Linked DNA regions of Homo sapiens: region 1 is linked to region 2. A link is a loop called in an ENCODE intact Hi-C map of the cell type or tissue named here. Cell type or tissue: heart right ventricle. All regions are shown on one strand. Each heading gives the region's core, and the rest is flanking DNA. Links, peaks and the distances in the headings are about the cores only. Region 1 overlaps LOC400499 (putative uncharacterized protein LOC400499). Region 2 overlaps LOC400499 (putative uncharacterized protein LOC400499).

Evidence for each region. Hi-C counts contacts between places; a loop is a spot of excess contacts. Peaks named below come from ENCODE experiments on the same cell type or tissue, not always from the same donor. Only the 100,000 strongest peaks of a DNase experiment are listed, where the experiment ranks them.
Region 1: a loop joins it to region 2, with 2.3 times the contacts of the local background. A loop is called at or near these places in 22 of 110 quality-filtered maps.

What each region holds. Positions count from the first base shown.
Region 1 is chr16:11,500,465-11,512,226 of GRCh38, forward strand. It overlaps LOC400499 (putative uncharacterized protein LOC400499), which reads right to left. Exons shown (of 67, transcript NM_001370704.1): 8 at 8,252-8,391; 9 at 1,613-1,716; 10 at 340-505. Among named protein-coding and RNA genes, the nearest start is that of LITAF, 81 kb to the right of the region's middle. RefSeq lists an enhancer at 977-1,908. In heart right ventricle, for the core only: no CTCF peak of the experiment used is centred there; no DNase peak of the experiment used is centred there.
Region 2 is chr16:11,410,657-11,422,418 of GRCh38, forward strand. LOC400499 (putative uncharacterized protein LOC400499) reads right to left here. Exons shown (of 67, transcript NM_001370704.1): 43 at 6,976-7,183; 44 at 3,686-3,852; 45 at 2,185-2,297; 46 at 590-671. Among named protein-coding and RNA genes, the nearest start is that of RMI2, 71 kb to the left of the region's middle. RefSeq lists an enhancer at 3,265-4,236. In heart right ventricle, for the core only: no CTCF peak of the experiment used is centred there; a DNase peak (open chromatin) is centred at 6,955; H3K27ac peaks cover 355 bases.

The DNA.
Region 1 (11,762 bases), core at 3,109-5,608, 87 kb after region 2:
CGCACTGCTGCACTCCAGCTTGGGCGACAGAGCAAGACTCCGTCCTAAATAATAATAATAATAATAATAATAATCAGAAAAGAAGCTCAGGAAGGTTAAATCACTTGCCTGGGATCACACAGGTGGGAGGCACATTGCTGACCCTTGAACCCGGAATTCTCTGATACCAAAGGTTGCCTTGAACCCGCCACAGAAGCCCAGGAGGATGGGTGGTCTGGCCTCCTCTGCTTATCCTACGAGGGGCTGGCACAAAAGAACTGATCACCTCCCCCACATCTAACCAGCAGCCAAGCCACGGAGGGAGGACACCGGGGCCCCGGGTGGGGTGCAGGGACTCACCAGCAGCATGTGGACCATAGCATCTGTGGGCTGTGGGAGGAAGGCCAGTGATGAGAGCCACGCCTCCACCTCGTCTGCCTCCACCGCGGCTGATGCGATGAGTTCCTTCATGAGGCCCACACAGTGCTCCGTCCCACAGGAAGGCAGGGCATCCAACAGTGGCTGCCTGAGATCATCAAGGCGACCCACACGTGCTGAGCGCCTGCAAAGCTCATCTCACCGAAGTCACCCGGGGGTAAACTGAGGCTCAGAGAGGTACGGTGCAGACATGCCCACCCTCACACCTTGGGAGGGGCTGACCCGGGTCTGGGACCCCGCAGTCTGGCTGAGGCCCGTGCTCTCAGCACAGCAGCACCCAGCCCAGACCCCGGCAGCTCTACCCACCCAAGAAACACTGGTGTGGGAAAACACAAGTCCGTACCCAGTGCTCTGCTGAAACCCACCCAAGCAAATGTCACCGAGAAGGGGTAAAAATCCCTAGCGGAACAGGAACCAGCAATCAGCAAACAGTCCCTAATTTAAACCTCGAATACTCAGCACAACATCAGGACATTTATTTTTTCTTTTTTTGTGAGTTAGGGTCTCACTCTGTCACCCAGGCTGCAGTGCAGTGGTGCGATCACACCTCACTGTAGCCGCCACCTCCTGGGCTCAGGTGATCCTCCCACTCAGCCTCCCAAGTAGCTGGGACCACAAGTGTTCGCTACCAAGTCGAGCTAACTTTTAAATTTTTTGTAGAGATGGGGGCATTGCTATGTTGCCCAGGCTGGTCTCAAACTCCTGAGCATAGCCGTAAGCTGACTGAGTTAGTGCCTCAGAGATTCCCCTCTGAGATTGGGAGTCTCTTTACCCGCCTTACTAGCCCCAGATCAGCAAGGTCTGGGTGGTGGAATGCCGGCCCTGCCCAGCACCCCCCAGCCCAGACTCTCCACGCCCCCAGCAGGAGGGTACCCTAGGTGCATTGGAATGCTAATTCCAGCAAGAGGGTCCCTGTCTGGGGAAGGGAACAATGGCTGTCTTTATCCGCCAGGCCCTTCAGCTTCTGGTCTCAGGCAGGATAGAGCTTGGACCCCGTGGGAACCTCCAGGCTCCCCACTTAATCTCCTTCTTGGCGCACATTCTCAGACTGAAGGACAAGTCAGTGTCAAGGGGACGGGATGACGCATCAGCATCCATCCCTCACTGGGAACCCAGGACAGCACGAAGACTCCTTTAACCCAGGGATGCCCCCAGCCAGCTCCTAGTCCATCCCCCACCCGGAGAGGGACCTTACCCATTGTCTCGGCATTTGAAGGAAGAATATTGCCAGAGTTCCATCAGCTCACCCCCAGAAAGGCCCTGGAGCTGGGACACCAGTGTCAGGAACAAGTCCATGGCCTGCGATTCAGAGGGGGCAGCATGAGACACCCAGCAGTGCGGGGGATCCCCGAAGGTCACCTCACCCGTCCCCTGCCTGTAAGCACAACCGTGGGGAAAGTGGGAAGGACCTACCACCTTCTCCCAGGATGTGCTGAGACCCAGTGAGATGAAGCTCCAGGTCTGGCTTCTCCCTCACTGCACCCCAAGCCCCTACAAGCATACAAGCTGGCTCATTTTTCTCTGATTTAGCAGGTATTTATTGAGCACCTACTATGTGCCTTGCATTGCACTCAGGATATGGCAGTGAAAGAACAGGCATAGTGTCTGAATCTGTGGCATCTAATAAAACCCCAATAAATGTTCACTATGATTGTAATATAATTATTCTAATGAGTCTTAGCATATTTCAAATATTTAGCGAGGTGGCAATCTTTTCCTACATAATATACATACTCTTTTTTTTTTTTTTTGAGACGGAGTCTCACTCTGTTGCCCAGGCTACAGGGCAGTGGCGCAATCTCGGCTCACGGCAACCTCCACCTCCTGGGTTCTAGCGATTCTCCCGCCTCAGCCTCCTGAGTAGCTGGGATTACAGGCACCTGTGACCACGTCTGGCTTATTTTTTGTATTTTTAGTAGAGAAGAGGTTTCACCATGTTAGCCAGGATGGTCTCGATCTCCTGACCTTGTGATCTGCCCGCCTCGGCCTTCCAAAGTGCTGGGATTATAGGCATGAGCCACCACACCTGGACCACCTTTTTTTTTTTTTTTTTTTTAAGAGACAGGATCTCCCTCTGTCTCCCGGGATGGAGTGCTGCAACACAGTCACTTCTCACTGCAGCCTCAACCTCCTGGGCTCCAGCGATCCTCCCACCTCAGCCTCCCGTGTAGCTGGGAATACTGGTGTGCATCACCACGCTCAGCTAATTTTTTTGTATTTTTCATAGAGATGAGGTTTCACCATGTTGGTCTCAAACTTCTGGGCTCAAGTGATCCTCCCACCTTGGCCTCCCCAAGTGCTGGGATGACAGGTGTGAGCCATCGCGCCCACCCTTTTCCAATATTCCTAATAAAAAAATTGTTTTATACAATTATTAACAGTGATGGCTAATAAAGGGCATTATAGGGGGTGCAGAGGGCCCAAAACTCACAAGAAATAAAGGACTCTACTCAGAGAACAGCCCCTGGGTTTAGGAGATGTTTAGTTTGGAAAACCTTCCCTCCTGGTACCCCTGAAGTCTCAGGCTCACTGCATTGGCCTGAACCCAAAGCCACAGAAACAGCAACAAGGTAGGAGCCGAGCCAAGCCAGGTCCCAGCTTCCTGCAGGGAAGCCCCCATACTTTCCCCAGGCTTGGCCAGGGCCAGGCCTGAATCCCCCACCCACCCAGAGGTCCTCCGAGGCTGGGACCTGCTTCCCTGACCCTGGGCCTCCCTGCTGTGTGTGGCTGTGACAGAATCCCTGCACACGCAGCTCGATCTCAGCAAGACGCAGCCTGCAAAACAGGCCCTCACTGGTCACTCGGCCCACCTGCCAACGTGTCTGCCCACCAGAGTCCCGGCAGCCTTCCCAGAATGTGCCTTCTGTGGTCAGAGCCAGTGGCAACCCTCAGCTCTGTCTTTCCTTCCTCCGGCAGGACCCACAAGCCAGCCCCTGCTGCAGGCTAACTGCCACCATCGCAGCTGGCCCTGACCACTGGTAGCCTAAAAGACTCTATTGCCCAGTTTGGGGCGTCTATCCAAAAAATGTCAGTTCCAGGCCTGCTTCCTTCCTTCCTTCCTAATGGGCTCGGCCACATTTCCCTCTGGCTGGTGGCTGCCTTTCCCCAGCTGCCCTTGGCACCCTGGGTTCGGAAGACGTGTGCAGATGGGCACCTGGGGATGGTGCCTGCCCGGGACCACTCCTCCTCCTCTGGGCAAGCCTCTGGCCACAAGTGTTACCCTGAGAATGCGCCTTTCAGATCCAGGCACGACAGGAGGGATCATTAGTGGCTTATCCTGGTTTCCCTCCACTGGAGGAAGAACAAATTCAAAAGGAGAAAAGAGGGCAGATCTAGGCAGGCTACGGATGGAGGCAAAGGGTCCAAGGCTCCTGCCTAGAAATCAAGTCCAGGGCCTGGCGCGGTGGTTCACGCCTGTAATCCCAGCACTTTGGGAGGCCGAGCCGGGTGGATCACTGGAAGTCAGGAGTTTGAGACCAGCATGGCCAACATGGTGAAACTCTGTCTCTACTGAAAATACAAAAATTAGCCAGGCGTGGTGTTGCATGCTTGCAATCCCAGCTATTCAGGAGGCTGAGGCAAGAGATCACTTGAACCAGGAGGTGGAGTTTGCAGTGAGCCGAGATTACGCCACTGCACTTTCCAGCCTGAGCAACAGAGCGAGACTCCGTCCCCCCCCCCAAAAAAAAGACGGATACGTAGGTCGATAAGAAAACTGCCATCCCCATCACCACCAATAACACATGATAATAGTGATAAGGCTGGGTGCAGTGGCTCATGCCTGTAATGCCAGCACTTTGGGAGGTCGAGGCAGGCAGATCACTTGCGGTCAGGAGTTCAAGACCAGCCTGGCCAACATGGTGAAACCTCATCTCTGCCAAAAATATAAAACTTAGCTGGGCATGGTGGCATGAGCCTGTAATTCCAGCTATTCAAGAGGCTGAGACAGGAGAATCACTTGAACTCGGGAGGCAGAGGTTACAGTGAGCCAAGATCGCACAACTGCACTCCAGCCTGGGCGAAAGAGCAAGACCCTGTCTCGAAAAAAAAAAATTGTAATAACAACTACGCCACTAGTTACTTAGTAAGGAGCTTTTACTATGTTCCAGCAACTGGTCTAAGCTGACAGAGAAGGAAAGTGACACTCAAAGTGATTGAGGCAGGGGCCGGTGGCCGCATGCTACTCAGTAGCAGAGCAGACACTTGAACCCAGGGCACCAGCTCCTGAACCCACACTCTTAACAAGCATCCTATATGCAATGGCTTAAAAAAAAAAAAAAAAGTCCTGATTTGTAGCATTTGCCGATCGTCATGGTGTAAATATACCCACCATGGTCGATTTCAAGCTACCAACTTGCAATTGCTAAGGACAGACCTGGGAAGAAATGCACCTTAGCACGTCATGTCATATTTCCACCACACAGTTACAATAAACATGACTAACCTCTAATGGAAAGACAATAGTAAAATGTAGTAAAATAACCAGGTAGTCATGGTTGGGAGTACTTAATACCTTTGTTTCTAATATAATTCATTTTATTTGATTTTTTTAATTTTTCTTTTCTTTTTTTTTTTTTTTTTTTTTTTTTTGGAGAAGAGTCTCACTCTGTCACCCAGGCTGGAGTGCAGTGGTTTGATCACAGCTCACTGTAGCCTTAACCTCCCAGGCTCAAGCCAGCCTCCTCCCTCAGCTTCCCAAGTAGCCACGACCACAGGCACGTACCACCATGCTTGGCTTATTTTTTGTAGAGATGGGCTCTCTCCCTGTGTTGCCCAGGCTGGTCTCAAACCCCTGGGGTTTAAGTGATCCACCCACCTCAGCCTCCCAAAGTGCTGTGTTTACAGGTGTGAGCCACTGTGCCCGGCCTGTTTACTTGTTGATACACAATAGATTCACATATTTTCAGGGTACCCGTGAAATAATTTGATACATTCATCTAATCAAATCAGGATAATTGCGATATCCATCACCGTAACCACCTTTTCTTTACGTTAGAAACGTTCAAATTCTTCTCTTCCAGCTATTTTTAAGTGTAGGATTATCTTAATTATAGTCATCCTAGGAATCTATTGAGTATTAGAGTCTGATTTCTTCTACTGAAGTGTATATTTGCACCCATTAGTCAGCTATGCTAAAACAACTTTATTTATTTTATTTTATTTATTTATTTTGAGATGGAGTCTCACTCTTGTCACCCAGGCTGGAGTGCAGTGGAGTGATCTCGGCTCACTGTAACCTCCGCCTCCTGGGTTCAAGCGATTCTTCTGTCTCAGCCTCCAAAGTAGCTAGGATTACAGGCTCCTGTCTAATTTTTGTATTTTTAGTAGAGACAGGGTTTCACCATGTTGGCCAGGCTGGTCTTGAACTCCTGACCTCAGGTGATCTGCCCGCCTCAGCCTCCCAAAGTGCTGGGATTATAGGCATGAGCCACTGAGCCTGGCCACAACTTAATGTTTAAAACAGCAGTGTTTAACAACCAGCCTGTGGGACATCCGGAAGTCTACTCACCCACTCTTGTGAGCCAGTATGAGCCAGTCCTGTTCTGCCACTGTCTATGCCATTTCGTGAGTGTAAACCGTCCTTAATAAACACCTGTAACTCGAGCTCCTTGTTCTCAGAACACCCAAGATTGGTGATAAGCCATGCCCTCTCCCAGGCATCCTTCCTGGCAGCCTGGAGAAGTTGGCCCTGCTGGCTCCGTCTGTCTGTCCCCTCCCAACCCCACTGCACCCTTGCTTCCTCCTCCTTTGTTCCTTAGGGACGCCCTTGGCCATCCCACCCTCTGCCCCCCACATCGAAACTCCGGGGCCTCTCTATGGAAGGCCCGACTCGGGGGTTTGCTTTCTATTGAGCGCTGAGTCCTGGTTTTGTTTCCAGACTGAAAAACAAACCTTGTCTCCTGCCCACCATCAATGGGGAGGGGCAGAGGCATTTCAAGCCGAAGCTCATGAGGTCTATCCCCCTGGCAACCCAGGCAGGCCCTCAGCCCTCCCGGGGGCCCAGGAGCTGCTTGGTGTGCACCGATGTGTCCCTGCAAAGCCATTTCTAGCAACAGGGTCCTCAGCATTTCACCCCTCAGCCCAGGGGACCTCCACGGTGGCAGTAACTTCCTTTTTTTCAATGCTGTAAGTAAAAGACAGCCGCACAGTGCCCTCTGGGGCTAGCACCGCCAGCGTCCAAAAGTGGAGATCGAGGCCCACAGCCCTTGCCCTGAGCCACCCCTGCCAGGGGAAATGTCCAGTTAGGTGGTCAGGGGTCCTCTTGGGGCCAAAGAATGCAGTGCTGTCTTCCCATCAAGCCATGAGGTTCGGCAGTGCAACGGTTAGAGCACAGGCCACAGAGCAGCGGTCCCCTACTGGTGACAAGTGTGCTCCCCAGGGCCATCTGGTTGCCACGGACTGCAGGTGGTGATGATGGTGGTATCCAGTGAGGAGAGGCCAGAGATGCTGCTAAACATCCCACATTGCACGTGACAGCCTCCCCCACACACTCCACAAAGAATGACCCAGCCCTCGGTGTCCACAGCACCCAGGGCGAGAAACCCTGCTTTGGGCCATGCTGCCTGGGTTAACAGCCCAGCTCTATCACTTGCTAGCAGTGTGGCTTTAAGCACATTTCCTAAACTCTTCAAGCTTCAGTTTCCTCATCTGTAAAATGGGCACAATGATATGAATTTCACTGAGATGATTAAATTAGATAACGCAAGTGAGGCCCCGGAGCTTATTGTCTGAGCATACACTAAGTGCTCAATTAAACTGTAAAGCCCTGGCAGGGCGCAGTGGCTCACGCCTGTAATCCCAACACCTTGGCAAGCTGAGGTGGGAGGACTGTTTGTGTCCAGAAGTTCAAGACCAGCCTGGGCAACATGGCAAAACCCCGTCTCTACAAAAAACACACAAGAATTAGCCAGGTGTGGTGGCATGCCCCTGCAGTCCCAGGTACTCTGGAGGCTGAGGTGGGAGGATCACTTGAGCCAGGGAGGTCAAGGCTGCAGTGAGCCATGATTTCACCACTATACTCCAGCCTGGGCAACAGAATGAGACCCTGTCTAAAAAAAAAATTGTAGAACATTGAATGGAAGCCCCCAAAAAGATATGTCCATGTCCTAAGCCCTGGAACTTGTAAATTTCCCTTATTTGGAAAAAGGATCTTTGCAGATGTAATTAAGTTAAGGATCTTGAGATATGATCATTCTAGATTATCTGGATGAGTCTTCAATCCAATGACACATCACTTTCCTCCCCCAGGGACTGTGCCATGCTAAACCATCTCTCTCGTGCTTTCCATCTTACATGTGGGTTCAGGGCCCTCTCTCAGAACAAGACAGATGGTGAGGAGAATCTCATCATCACAGCACAGCCTCAGGGCCTCAGATTCTTGATGATCACCAACGAAGGAACTGGCCCTAAGTCTCAAAGCCACATCCACCTCCTGACTTGAAACAGCCAGGAGTTTCGGAGGAGGCCTGGGCCATGTGTTTCTAACTTTGCTGTGGGAAGTCCTCAATGCTGAGGCTCAGATGTTGCTAGGCCTGGGAGATTAGACTGTGAGTCAAAAGGACTGTTGTGTGCTCGTAGACAGACAGAGGAGAAAAGGCTTCCCCTCTGCTCACATCCAACCTGGACTGGGGCACTGGCCTGGCACACGCCATCTAGATTTCCTTGCTTCTGCAACCAGGCACAGCTGTGCAGTGCACAACCTACCCACCCATAGGTGACAGCCCTGATATTAAATATCTGAGAGGATGGGCCAGGATATGGGCAGGAAGAGGAAGGTGTCCTAGGGACTCAGGGCCAAGAAAGACTCTGGCCTGGGGCTGGAGAAGCCACTTACCTCCAAGCTAGTGGTCTGAGCCAGGCACAGCCTCCTTACTAATGTGGCTGCGGTGGCCACCATGGCCTGGGATGGTGTCTCCTCCCACTCATACAGCAGGCTGCTTGGGGTCATGTCTTCATCGTCTCTATCATCTGGATCTGAGATGGTAAGAGGTGGATGGGATGACCATATGGGGAAATGCCAGAGTGAGCTAGAAAGCCCTCTGGGAGTCGCCCCCACCCCCTCCAGTGCTTCCTTCAGCATGTTTCAGGCAACAGGTAAGAGGGGTGTCTACGAGGGAAATCATAGCAGCGTCATTGCAAACAGCCTAAGATGGGAAGCACCTATGTACCCACCAGCAGGGGCTGGGCAAACAAACTGTGGGCCACTCACATCAGGGAACACTGAGTATCCTTTTTTTTCTTTTTTTTTTTTTTTTGAGACGGAGTCGCACTCTGTGCCCAGGCTGGAGTGCAGTGGCGCGATCTCGGCTCACTGCAAGCTCCGCCTCCTGGGTTCACGCCGTTCTCCTGCCTCGGCTTCCTGAGTAGCTGGGACTACAGGCGCCTGCCACCACGCCCGGCTAATTTTTTTGTATTTTTAGTAGAGACGGGGTTTCACCATGTTAGCCAGGATGGTCTCAATCTCCTGACCTTGTGATCCACCCACCTCGGCCTCCCAAAGTGCTGGGATTACAGGCGTGAGCCACCATGCCCAGCCAACACTGAGTATCCTTTAACAGAAACAAGTCAGCAGGACACACCCTGCCTTGTAAAGATCTCCAAGCCATCGAGTGACCAAGGCAAGATGCAGAACAATGTATGGTGCAAAAATAAAAATAGACCACTCTGTGCCTGGCACAGAGGCTCATGCCTGTAATCCCAGCACTTTGGGAGGCCAAGGTGGGTGGATCACCCGAGGTCAGGAGTTCGAGACCAGCCTGGCCAGGATGGTGAAACCTGTCTCTATTAAAAATACCAAAAATTAGCTGGGCGTGGTGGCAGGCGCCTGTAATCCCAGTTACACGGGAGGCTGAGGCAGAAGAATTGCTTGAACCTGGGAGGCTGAGGTTGCAGTGAGCTGAGATCACTCCACTGCACCCCAGCCTGGGTGACAAGAGTGAGACTCTGTCTCAAAAAAACAAAACACAACAAAACAACCAGACCACCCAAACAGACACAGTTGCCTATGTATCTGTAAGTACACAGAATTTGTCTGGAAGAGTATACTGGAAGCCAGGAATGGAGTGAGCCTCTGGAGAGGGGGGACTCATTTTAACCGTGTCCTTTTGTACCATGTCACACATCACCTTGTCAAAACAATAAATCTTAATCTCTCTCATGCATTCGTCCTGTGACTGCTTCCTAATAAAGATGGGTGATGGCAGAAACTGCCCTCTGCTCTACACACAGCCATGGTGTTAAACTTCCCTGAGCCCCGCTTGGACCCCCACATCTCAGCCAAAGACCTACCCTCGAATCCACAGTCCACACCTCCCTCAGCTTCAATGCTCCTTAGCAAAGGCGTGTGCCTTCTAGATGCTGTCCAACACCATCTGGCTGCCTGCAGGCCTGGGCACCTGCCCTCGCAGTGTGTCTAGCTCCACACAGGTGCACACATTCATCCATCTAATCCTCAGACCTCTCCTTAGCCCCCCAGGTGCCTGGGACACACAGAGGTCGTGCCTGCCCCAGGGCCTTTGCACTTCCTGTTTCCGCCCTGAATGCTCTTTCCTGCATCTTCCCAAAGCTGACCTTGTCTTATCCTTCATTACTTTCTCAGAGAGGCCCTCTTGGCGCCCCTGTCTAAGTCACTGGCTGTCATGCAGCTGTTTAATTTCTTTCCTGACATGGATCACAGTCTCAAGCCACCTTGACTAGGCTTTTTCCCCATCAATGATTTCCCCCTCCCAGGAGGGTGTCAGCCTCAGGGTGGCAGAAATGGAGTTGACCATGATCACAGGCCTGTCCCCAGAGCCCCGGCAGTGCTCAGCACACAACAGGTGCTCAGACAAGCATTTCGGGTAAGCATGAATGAAAACACACTCCTGATGACCTGCCAAGAATCTGCAAACCTAAGGAGAATTCTCCCACGACAGTTGGGAACCAGATGACTCCAACCCAGGGAGGAAGACAGGGCCAAGCCAGGGCCATCTGAGCCCAGCGCGGAACTTCAAGGAGGGATAAAGTCTCATTTCTGAGTATGCCTTTGGGATCAGGCCCTAAAGAACGGGGCCAGGATGATGTGAACCAGTGCTCACAGAGGCCACGTGCCAGGTGCTTAGCTAAAGGCAATGATGATTTTCTTTTTTTTTTTTTCAGAAGGGGTCTCACTCTGTCGCCAGGCTGGAGTGCAGTGACGCGATCACAGCTCACTGCAGCCTCGACCTTCTGGGCTCAGGTGATCCTCCCACTTCAGACTCTCAAGCAGCTGGAATTACAGACACACACCACCATGCCTGGCTAATTTTTTGTATTTTTCACAGTGATGGGGTTTCGTCACGTTGCCAGACTGGTGTCAAACTCCTGGGCTCAAGCAATCTGCTCACTTTGGCCTCCCAAGGTGCTGGGATTACAGGCTTGAGCCACTGTGCCCAGCTGACCATTTTCTGTAACTTTCCCCATAACCTATGGGGTAAGGGGTGACCTACCCGTATATTTACAGCTAAAGAAACTGAGGCACAGAGAGAAGCTATTGGCCCAAGTCACACAACATAGAGTCAGAATTTGAATCCAGTTCTGACTCCAAAGCCTCCTGGGAATGACAGTGAAAATATGAAAAAATTCCTCTGTACAATGGAATATTATTCAGCAATGAAAAAGAAAAAAATCCAATTCATGCCACAACATGGATGAACCTTAAACACCGTGCTGAGTGAAAAAGCTAGACACAAAAGGGCACACTTTATGACCCCATTTATATGAAATTCCAGAACAGGAAAATTAGAGGCAGAAAGTAGTTGAGTGGCTGCCAGGGTCTGGGAAGATGATGGCTAATGAGCACAAGGTTTCTTTTTAGAGTGATGACAATGTTCTATAGTTGACTAAGGCGGAGCACAGTGGTTCACACCTGTAATCCCAGCACTTTGGGAGGCTGCAGTAGGAGGATCACTTGAAACCAGGAGTTTGAGACCAGCCTGGGCAACATAGCAAGACCCGATTTCTACAAAAAATTTAAAAAATAGCCAGGCATGGTGGCGCACAGCTGTACTGGGGAGGCTGACACTGGGGGAACCCCTTGACCCCAGGAGGCCAAGGTACCATTGCATTCCAGCCTGGGCGACAGACCAAGACTGTCTCTTAAGTTGAAGGCTGGGCACGGTGGCTCATGTTTGTAATCCCAGCACTTTGGGAGGCCGAGGTGGGCGGATCACCTGAAGTCAGGAGTTCCAGACCACCCTGATGGTAAAACCCCATCACTACTAAAAACACAAAATAAGCTGTGCATGGTGGCACATGCCTGTAATCTCAGCTACTCAGGAGGCTGAGGCAGGAGAATTGCTTGAGCCCGGAAGGAGGAGGTTACAGTG
Region 2 (11,762 bases), core at 6,012-8,511:
GACTAGTTACAGATGTAACCATTCATGCATGCACTCACCTATTCATGCCCTATTTTTTTTACTAAACAACTACTGTGTGCTGGGCCCTGTGCCAGGCACTAGGCATGCCCTCCAGGAGCTCCGGATCTGGGCACAGACAATGACAGCTCAGAGGGACAGAGGAACCTGGCCTAAGACTACTGGGCCCTCCTGTGCACTCCTACGACCCCTCAAGTCCTGCATGCAGGGCAGAGATGGGGGTGACGCTGGCTCAGCTCCAAAGGGCTGTGTCATCTGCTCCAGCTTCTACAAGTGTGCCAGGCTGGGTGAGGCAATGCCAGGCGCCAGGCACTGGGTGAGGAGGCCTCCCCCATCTCCCAAAGGGCTTGTGAGCCTGACTGGGGGCCACGGGGGCTGGCCCAGGAATGTAAACCTGGGTATGTTTGGGAAAGCTGGAGCCAGGGGTTTCCGAGGGTTGCCCACCGGAGCCTGCTGCAGGCTGGTGAACAGATGTGCATGTATTAACACTCCCCAGAGGGGCCTGGCCCCCTCCTGCCTCGGGCTGGGCATCTGGAACCAGTTAGGAGCCAGGCAGCTGGGGCACAGTTACCTTAGCTGAGGCTGAGGCTGAGCTGGGGCAGAGACCCAGGAGGAAGGGGAGGCGATGCCGGCCTGAGAACAGCAGCTCTTTGCTAGAAGGAAGGAAAGAGAAGGCCTGAAGCTGGCAAGACAGCACCTTGTCCAGTGCCCCCAGGGCCATGTCGAGACCAAGGGGACTTCCCCGAGAGAGAGTCAGAGAGCCAGGATCACATCAGTGGCCCAGTTCAGGGCTATTCACACACCCCGAGGCCCAAGGGCCATACGGTGCCCTGGTTAGGGCTGGACTCTGGAGCCAAGTTACCTAGATTTGAGTCCTGGCTTGGCCTCTGCCTAGCTCTGGCACCAGGAGCAAGCTTCTTGGTTGTCCCTCTCTGAGCCTCAGCTTCCCCTGAGCCTCAGTTTCCCCATTGGTATCAAGGGTTAAACATGGCTCTGGGCTTCAAGTCTTCCATGAGTCCATCAATGAGCTTTCTTGGGTTGGTCCCATGGGAGTCCCAGCAGGGTCTGGACAGCAGGATTTTAACCCCCTGACTCCCTCCCAGGGATCCTCCTCACATAGCACCCCTCCCCTCACTCCTCCAGGCCAGGGTGGTTACAATCTCCACGTTTTTCTCTTTTTCTTTTTTTTTTTTTCCTTCTTCACTAGAGACAGGGTCTTTCTCTGTCACCCAGGCTGGAGTGCAGTGGTGCCATCTCTGCTCACTGCAGCTTCGATCTCCCAGACTCAAGTGATCCTCCTGCCTCACCCTCCTGAGCAGCTGGGACTACAAGCATGCGTCACCATACCAGGCTCATTTTTAAGATTTTTTGTAGCGATGGGGATCTCACTATGTTGCCCAGGTTGGCCTCGAGCTTCTGGGCTTAAGCAATCCTCCCACCTCGACCTCCCAAAGCACTGGGATTACAGGTGTGAGCCGCTGTGCCAGGCCTCTCTCCCCTGTTGCTAACTCCAGGGTGCTACACCCTCTTGTCAGGTTCCTCTCCACCTCCATGTCTCAGCCTTGGCACAGCTGACATCTTGACTCCTGGCCTTCACAGTCGTGGGTGTGTCCTAGGCACTGTAAGATGCTTAGCAGCATCCGTGGCCTCTATACACTGACTCTCACAGTGTCCTCCTCCCCACTGTAGCAACCAGAAATTCCCCAGACTTTGCTGAAAGTCCCTGGGGGGAAACTCGCCCCTAGGTGAGAACCACTGGTCTACCCCTTCAACAAGTGGCTTACTCACCCCCTCCCTCACTGCTGAGACCTGAGGGCTAGAGCCTGGCTGGTGGCCCCTGACTTACTGCACACGTAAGAGCACCAAGCGCCTCACCAGGCCCCCAGGCCTAAGGGCAGTAATAGTTATTAATAAGTGTTTGGGGCCTTGGATGCACTTAGTTTCTGAGACTGAGAACTCATCAGTGCCCTGCCTGGAGAGGATGAGGGATTTTTATAGCTGTGTGACCTTGGAAAAGTTACTTGGCCTCTCTGAGCCTCCCTGCCCTTGTTTATGCAGCAGTGCTGAGCAGAGAATTGAGAGGTGCTGTGTCCAGCGATGGTGCACAGCAGGTACCCAGTCAATGGTTCCTCCCCCGACTCCTCTCCTCCTGGGGGCCCCCCTCACCTGACTGCCTGGTTCTGGCCACGGACGTCAAGGACCAAGGTGGCCTGAGAATCGCAGGTCAGCTGCAGTGAGGAGCTCATCTCTTCTGCCTCCCAGAGTCCTTGGAACACGAGCTGAGGAGGGAGCAGGCTGTGAGATGTGTGGGTGTACATAGCCTGAGGAGCCTCACAGGCTGGGTGGGGACCCCAGCCGAGCTCTATAGCCCAGCACGTCCCTGTCCCTAAGCCCAGCATGGCCTGGCTCATCCAACACTCTCACAGGTGCTGAGGATACAGGGCCGGAGTCAGCCCCTATTGCAGCTCAGGTTGGCAGTGCCCACCGAGGGACCTCAAAGGACAGCTGCAGCCCAGACGTCGACAGAGAATGTGCTCCCGGGAGGGCTCCCTGTCACCTGACCTCGAGGCCAGGAAAGGGTTTAGATGAAGCCAAGGGCACAGGGTATCCAGTCCACTCAGTTGTGGGGTACAGGGCTGAGATCCTTTGCAGGAGGGGTGACATCCTGGCCCCCTGACCCCCTGGGAGCTGCTCCCTCCTCCTACAGCAGAGTGGACTGGGGCAGGGGTTGCTGGGTAATCTGAAACAGGAGGGTGTGAAAGAAGCATTGGCGCCTGGCTCTAGAATAGGCTCTGTGGCTCTTGGAGAAGGAGGGCCCAGCCAAGCAGGACGAGTTCATGCCAAGTGACAGTGGTCAGGGCATGGCCCCATGTGGGTTCCTCTTCACCGAGGCAGGAGGACACCGTGAGGAAGGGCCTGGGTGCCAAGTCTGAGTCCCTATTTTGCTGCTAACTTGCTAGGTGACCTTGGGCAAGTCACCCACACTCTCACGTGTGACCCAGAGATGATGATGATGACGATAATAATCACTGTCAGACCATCAGCATCTTCTTCTTCATCTTTGCCTTCATCACAGCAGGTGCTTAAGGATCTACTCAGGCATTAATGGGATGAACTCACTCGATCCTCACAACCTCCACATTATAGGTAATATCATCATCCCTGTTTTGCAGATGAGGAGATGAGGGCACAGACAGGTGAAGGAATTTGCCCAAGGCCACACAGCTGGCAAGCAGCAGAGCTGGGATCTGAACATCGGAGAGGGCCTTGGTAAGGACGGTGCCATCCTGCCTTTCTCTGGAGCCTGAGGAGGATGAGACTGACGAACGCCCATAAACCCTTTGAAGGGGGCTGGGCACAGGGCAGGGCTTGACAAGCAGGAGCTTTGATTCTGACCCAAGATTGCAGGGCAGAAGGACGCAGGGCAGGAGCCAGACGAGGCTCCAGGGCACCCATCCACACCAGCCCTGTGATTGGAAATGCAGAGACTGCTCAGCAGACCTGGTTATAGCGATTATGAATGAAGCCTTTGTAAATTGTCAAGTACTGGGGAAACCCAAGGCCTGGTCCTCCCCACCCACCCTGCACACAGCGGGTCCTCTGCACACCAGGAATTGGACAGAGAGAACAGAATGTGGAGGGAGGTCCTGCTCCATCCACTCCTTACCTGGTTGGTGAAGGGCAGGCCCAGCCTCTGGAGAGCAGGCACTGTGTGGCTGGCACTGGCCACCAGCTGCAGTGGGCCACGTCGTGGCCGAGCCACCAGGGCTGCCAGGTCCATGCTGACTCCACTGTCCCCACCATGGAGGGCCACCCTGGCCTGGGTCTGGGTCTCTAGAGACAGAGAATGGCATGGGCTACTGAAGACAGCTTCACCTCCCTTCCCAGCCCAGGAACACACCAGACTACATGAGAGGCCATGCCCTGTGGCCCTCAAACACAACACCAGCAGGAAAGGGCAAGGCTGCCACAGCGTGGGTGCTGGGTGGGGTCAACCCCTTTGAGCCTCCGTGACATCATCTGTCATAATTTGTCCCTGAGGATCCAGGCCTGGGTGGCTCCTTCTCTCATTGAAGTTGAAGTTGCTGAAATGACACCTTCTCCAAGAAGCTTCCCTTGACTGCCCATCTGAAGTCCCTCCCAGTCCTTGGCTGCCAGGCATCCTCCATCCCATCTCCCTGGAGTGTGGTTTCCAGCACAACCTGAAATGACCTCGCTCACTTACTTATTAGGTTCCTGCTCCCCAAACTCTCACCCCACCAGAAGGTCAGTGCCTGGGGTCGGGATTTCCCTTAGGACAGCTCCTGACATGCAGCGGGGGTGCAGTGAGTGCTTTCTGAATGACTGTGGGATGAAAGGCTTCTCTGCAGGGATTCCTGAGGATTATGGGAGGGGTAGCCTGCAGAGGAATCAGCATGACGTCTGCTCCCCACAAATGGCCACTGCGGCCACTGACATCCACCTGCAGCCACCTGGCCCTGGCTGGAGGGTCCCGTCCTTCCCATCACCCCCTACAGAACAGGAGATTTTGGCTCACAGTTAGGAGTTTCTTCTTTGACTTAAACTCCCTTTGCTATACAGAGAAACTCATCGGGTCCAGGAGCCCCAGAGCAAACAGATGGCGCCGATTCTGTATCAGATGCCAGGTTCCCGTGGGGTGCAGCTCACGGCTCAGGCCCAAGTGACACTCAGCCAGGCTCCAGCACCTCCCATCTGGCCAGCAGGGTGGACGAGCTCCACAGCCCTGAGCCTCGACTTCCTTATCTATGAGGTGGGCACAGCCCGCCCGCCTCAAGGGACAGCGTCCAGAGTGAATGGGGTAACACACGGGAGAGGACCACTTGTGGGACATGCAGGTGGCCTCAGGAAATGCTTCCTTCCTTCCTCGTTCAACATTCAGCCACATGTACCTACTACATGCAGGGCACAAGGAGACAGGGGACACAATCCCCACACCTGGGAGCACCCGGCTGTCAGAGATACCAAGAATGTTAACGACAGGCAGAGCATCCCCAGGAGGTAGGGACAACAGACTGGACAGCAGTGGGAGAAGGGAGAAGTCACTCTTGGCTGGGGGCGGCCATACCAGGCATCCTGGGTCGGGAACTAGAGCGGCGTGGAGGTGGTCATCCAGAATGGCCTCCCCTCACTTGACTGTCATGTCCCTAACAAACCCTGAGGTCAACTCAGACTGGGGACAATTTCCCCATGTGATCCTGTCCTCTGTTCTCCCCTCAGGAGGCTAACGGCCAAAAATAAAGTGTTTTTTTTGCTGTTGTTGTTTTGTTTTTTTTTTTTTGAGACAGAGTTTCACTCTGTGGCCCAGGCTGGAGTGCTGTGGCGTGATCTCGGCTCACTGCAACCTCCGCCTCCCAGGTTCGAGTGATTCTTGTGTCTCAGGCTCCTGAGTAGCTGGGACTACAGGCATGCACCACCATGCTCAGCTAATATTTTTTGTAGAGACAGGGTTTCACCATGTTGGCCAGGCTAGTCTCGAACTCCTGACCTCAAATGATCCACCCGCCTTGGCCTCCCAAAGTGCTAGGATTACATGCATGAGCCATTGCACCCGGCCCCCAAAATAAAAAAATTTGAGGCCAACAGAAGGACTCCCCTAGGGGACTGGGGAGTCCCCGGGATCCTGAATGGTCAAGAGCCAAGTCTCCATAATCTATATGGGGGTCAGAGGATGGCTCTGGGTTCAATCCTCACTCCGTCATTACCAGCTGTGTGGCCTAGACCAGGTGACTCAACCTCTCTGAGCCTCCATTCCTCATCTGCAGAATGGGAATGGCATTCCTAACCCTATCTCATAGGCTCGTTCATGCACCCATTCGATACCTACTATGCACCCTACGGCGAAGCAGACAAAAGTCATCCCTGCCCTCACAGAGCACACATTCTGGTGATTCTAGCATAGAAAAATGAAAAACAAAGGTATTTGTATGCTACACAGTGTGTTCAAATGACAGAGCTGGGGAGAGGGATGGGAGGGGATGGGAGGAAACGGGGAGGTGGAAAAGAGAGGCCTCCCTGAGATGCCATTGGAAAAATACCTAAGGGAGGTGAGGGAGCCAGGCAGGCGTGTGGGAGAGACACATTCCAGGCAGCAGGATCAGCCCGTGCCAAGGTCCTGGGGCCGCAGCAAGCCTGGCGTGTTGAAGAATAGCAAGGAGTGGAACAAGTAGGGCTGGGGGCTGGGAGATGAGGTCAGATGGGGGAAGGGTGTGGATTCTGATGGCTCGCAGGCCCCTCTAAGAGCTTTGACTTTCACCCTGTGTGATCGGGACGGCTGTACTGTATTGTGCTCTCGTGTGCACACAGCTTGCCTGGCATGTATGCAGTAAGTGCTCAGCCAGTGCTGGCTCCTCTTGTTGCTTTTATCTTCCCACCATAATGGGTTGAACCGTGTCCCCCAAAAAGAGATATTGAAGTCCCACCCCCCCTCACCCTCTGTCCTGTGAATATGACTTTATTTAAAAATAAGGTATTCACAGATGTAATTAAGTAAAAACAAGGTCATATTCAAGTCGGACGGGCCCTCAATCCACTGTGGATTGTTTTTATTTTGAGACAGGGTCTCATTCTGTCACCCAGGCTGGAGGGCAGTGTTGCAATCATAGCTCATTGCAACCTCAACCTTCTGGCTCCAGTAATCCCCTGCCTCAGCCTCCCGAGTAGCTGCGACCACACACATGCACCACCACACCTAGCTAAGATTTCTATGTTTTAAGCCATCCAGTGTGTGGGACTTTGTTGTGGAAGTCCTAGAAAACTAATCCACCTGCCTTGGGAGTTAGGTCATTGACGGGCAAGGCTGTCTTGGTTGTCCTGGAGCCCAGAGCCACACTGGACTTGACAGGAGTGCCACCTGGGTCCAGGCCTGAGGCTGCTGGTCTGGCCCAGGCATGGAGGAAGCCAGCTCCCCAGTCCCGGGCTGTGCGCTGAGTGCCTTACCGTGTATCTGCAGCTCAGCACTAAGGCAGGCCTCGCCTGGGAACCCTGCCCACAACAAAGCCTCACTGTTGTGCCAGCTCCGGCCGGAGAGCTCCAGGTGCCCATCATGGTAATAGCAGCTCACAGAGTAGTTGAGGAATGTGGGCCCCATCAGGATGCGTCCAGAATGCTCGAAGCCGGAGCTGCCATTGTGAATGTCCACAGAGACCTGGAATGACACCAAGGAGACGCTGGACCACCCTGTGCAGAGAGAGCCAGCCTGGGTCAAGCTGGCACTGGCTCCCACAAACCCTGGGGTTATCAGTGCCATCCACGTCGCTGTGATGGGAGGAACTCAGACCCTCTTGAAGGAGCAGGTTTGATGACCAATGGGGTTACTCCAGCTAATTACACATGCACCCAGGAGACCGTAGAGAAAACGCGGAGAAACCAATCAGGAAGTGGGGCAGGCAGGGGAGAGTGGGCCTGGGGAAGATGGCTGGAGAAAGACTTTGGGAAGACCAAGATGTCCTGGCTGGTGCGAAACAGGTTGCAAACCACAGCCTACATCTGTTGTTGTAAATAAAGTTGTTGGAACACAGCCCTGCCTGTTTGTCAGAGGCATTTGAACCAGAGCAACTCCATCTTGAATAGACACTGGGTAAAGTAAGGCTGAGACCTACCAGGCTGCATTCCCAGGAGGTCAGGCATTCTAAGTCACGGGACGACATAGGAGGTCAGCACAAGATACAGGTCATAAAGACCTTGCTGATAAAACAGGTTGCAGTAAAGAAGCTGGCTAAATCCCACCAAACCAAGAAGGTGACAAGAGTGACCTCTGGTCGTCCTCACTGCTACACTCCCACCAGCACCATGACAGTTTACAGATGTCATGGCAATGTCAGGAAGTTGCCCTATATTGTCTAAAAAGGGGAGGCGTGAATAATCCACCCCTTGTTTAGCATATCATCAAGAAATAGCCATAAAAATGGGCAACCAGCAGCCCTGAATTCTTTCTTGCACAAGATCCAAGAACCCTCCCTTGCGGTCTGGATCGAGACCCCATTCCGGTAACATGTTCACATCCCATTCCTGTGGCTGCTTTCACAACACAATAGCAGTAGAATGGAGGCATTGTGGCAGAGACTGCAGGGCCACAGAGGCTAAGACATTTACTATCTGGCCCTTGATGGAAAAAGTTTCTCAAACTCTGCTGTGAGATGTAATTCCCTCCCATGCCACCCCACAATTGTCTTAGTAAAACCTTCAGTGAGGCCAGGTGCAGTGGCTCATGCCTGGAATCCCGGCACTTTGGGAGGCAAAGGCGGACAGATCACTTGAGGTCAGGAGTTTGAGACCATCCTGGCCAACAAGGCAAAACCCCGTCTCTACTAAAAATACAAAAATTAGCCAGGCATAGTAGTGGGTGTCTATAATCCCAGTTACTCAGGAGGCTGAAGCGGTGGAATCTCTTGAGCCCAGGGGGCGGAGCTTGCAGTGAGCCGAGATCACACTACTGTACTCCAGCCTGGGTGAAAGGGCAAAACTCTGTCTCAAAAAAACAAAAAACAACAACAACAAAAAAAATATACTACAAGGCTACAGTAACCAAAACAGCATGGTACTGGTACCAAAACAGAGATATAGATCAATGGAACAGAACAGAGCCCTCAGAAATAACGCCGCTTATCTACAACTATCTGATCTTTGACAAACCTGAGAAAAACAAGCAATGGGGAAAGGATTCCCTATTTAATAAATGGTGCTGGGAAAACTGGCTAGCCATATGTAGAAAGCTGAAACTGGATCCCTTCCTTACACCTTATACAAAAATTAATTCAAGATGGATTAAAGACTTAAACGTTAGACCTAAAAACCATAAAAACCCTAGAAGAAAACCTAGGCATTACCATTCAGGACATAGGTATGGGCAAGGACTTCATGTCTAGAACACCAAAAGCAATGGCGACAAAAGCCAAAATTGACAAATGGGACCTCATTAAACTGAAGAGCTTCTGCACGGCAAAAGAAACTACCATCAGAGTGAACAGGCAACCTCCAAAATGGGAGAAAATTTTCGCAACCTACTCATCTGACAAAGGGCTAATATCCAGAATCTACAATGAACTCAAATTTACAAGAAAAAAACAACCCCATCAAAAAGTGGGCAAAGGATATGAACAGACACTTCTCAAAAGAAGACATTTATGCAGCCAAAAGACACATGAAAAAATGCTCATCATCACTGGCCATCAGAGAAATGCAAATCAAAACCACAATGAGATACCATCTCACACCAGTTAGAATGGCAATCATTAAAAAGTCAGGAAACAACAGATGCTGGCGAGGATGTGGAGAAATAGGAACACTTTTACACTGTTGGTGGGACTGTAAACTAGTTCAACCATTGTGGAAGTCAGTGTGGCGATTCCTCAGGGATCTAGAACTAGAAATACCATTTGACCCAGCCATCCCATTACTGGGTATATACCCAAAGGACTATAAATCATGCTGCTATAAAGACACATGCACACGTATGTTTATTGCGGCACTATTCACAATAGCAAAGACTTGGAACCAACCCAAATGTCCAACTATCATAGAATGGATTAAGAAAATGTGGCACATATACACCATGGAATACTATGCAGCCATAAAAAATGATGAGTTCATGTCCTTTGTAGGGACATGGATGAAATTAGAAATCATCATTCTCAGCAAACTATCACAAGGACAAAAAACCAAACACCACATGTTCTCACTCATAGATGGGAATTGAACAATGAGAACACGTGGACACAGGAAGGGGAACATCACACTCGGGGGACTGTTGTGGGGTGGGGGGAGGGGGGAGGGATAGCATTAGGAGATATACCTAATGCTAAATGACGAGTTAATGGGTGCAGCACACCAGCATGGCACATGTATACATATGTAACTAACCTGCACATTGTGCACATGTACCCTAAAACTTAAATAATAATAAACCCCCCCCCCCGGAAAAAAACCCCAAACTTTCAGTGAAATCTCCACCACCTCTACCACAATTTCGAAGGAGCTACCCAGGCATGAAGGAGCAGGGATGACAGACGGGGAGAGGGCACCCTGGTCCCCTGCAACCCAAAGAATGAGCCGCGGCCCAGCCGTGACTGCATCACCCGGGCTGAGAAACGCAGCATCTCAGGCCCCACCCCAGACCTGCTGAATCAAACCTTCATTTTAACGCCCTCCCCGATTATGCCTGTGTACTGGGTGTGCGGGAAGCCCTGCTCTAGGCAGAAGGACCACCACAGGAGGTCCAGGTCTGCTGGGCTCTGATCATGTGCCACCCACCCTCTGGGATGACAGCACAGGGCCCAGGGCTGGACTTGTCCTGAGTTTCAGGGGCTCTGTACTGCTGGCCACCTCTGCCAAACTGTCCCCATCCACCCTGGGCCACACCCAGGCCTGCCTGCTAGGCCTCTGCTGGTGTCACCGCTGACCTTGATGGTGCCAAGGTCAGACGGGCCCCAGGCACTCAGGCTCAGGGCAGATCCAGAGACTCAGTGTGACAGCAGAGAGGCCAGGGGTGAGCTCTCTGTCACTATCCACAGAGCGCTTCCCTGCACCCCAGCCCCAGTGGGCAGAGCTGGGAAAACTGAGGCCTGAGCCCTCATCACCACACAGCTGGCTCCCTGGACTTTCCCCCCAGGACTAGGCATTCCCAGGGTCTAGTCAACCCTAGACCAGGGGTTGCAAACTGGTGGCCCTTGAGCTGATAAGTTTTATGTGGTCACTCACTCTGGTATTTTTTGTGTTGTTTTTTTTTTGAGACTGAGTCTTGCTCTGCCACCCAGTCCGGAGTGCAGTGGCACAATCTTGGCTCACTGCAACCTCCGCCTCCTGGGTTCAAACGATTCTCCTGCCTCCGCCTCCCAAGTAGCTGGGATTATACGCATGCGCCACCACGCCCAGCTAATTTTGTTGTATTTTTAGTAGAGACAGGGTTTTACCATGTTGGCCAGGCTGATCTCGAACTCCTGACCTCAAGTGATCCGCCCACCTCGGCCTCCCAAAGTATTGGGATATACGACATCTTGTATAATTCTGTTTGTATGAAATTTCCAGAATAGACAAACGCATAGGGACGGAAGGCAGATTTGTGGTTGCTGGGGACCAGGGAGGAGGGGATGGGAGGGACTACTAATGTACTGATGGGTATGGGGATTCCACTGGGGTGTTGAAAAGTTCTGGAACTTGCAAGCACCAATGATTGTAGAATAGTGTGAACGACCATAGCATCCCCGAGTTGTATACTTTAAAACGGTTTTACATTATTACACATATTTTACTACAACAAGAAATGTGAAAAGATACATATGATGTGGAGGGTTTGAGACGTGGCAAACACTCTGTAGTTCCCCACACAGCCCAGTGACACATTTCAGTTCTCCGCCTGCCCCCAAAGTCTTCGAGTTTGCAACCCCTGTACCCAATGCACACAGGTTTATCATTGAAACAGCGGGAGCAGGCTGGGTACATGGCCCATGCCTGTAATCCCAGCACTTTGGGAGGCCGAAACGGGCCGATCACTTGAGGTCAGGAGTTCAAGACAAGCCTGGCCAACATGGTGAAACCCTGTCTATACTAAAAATACAAAAATTTAGCTGGGCGTGGTGGTGGGCACCTGTAATCCCACCTACCTGGTGGGCTGAGGCAGGAGACACTTGAACCTGGTAGGCAGAGGTTGCAGTGAGCTGAGGTCATGCCACTACACTCAAGCCTGGGCAACTGAGCAAGACTCTGTCTCAGAAAAGGAAAGGAATGGG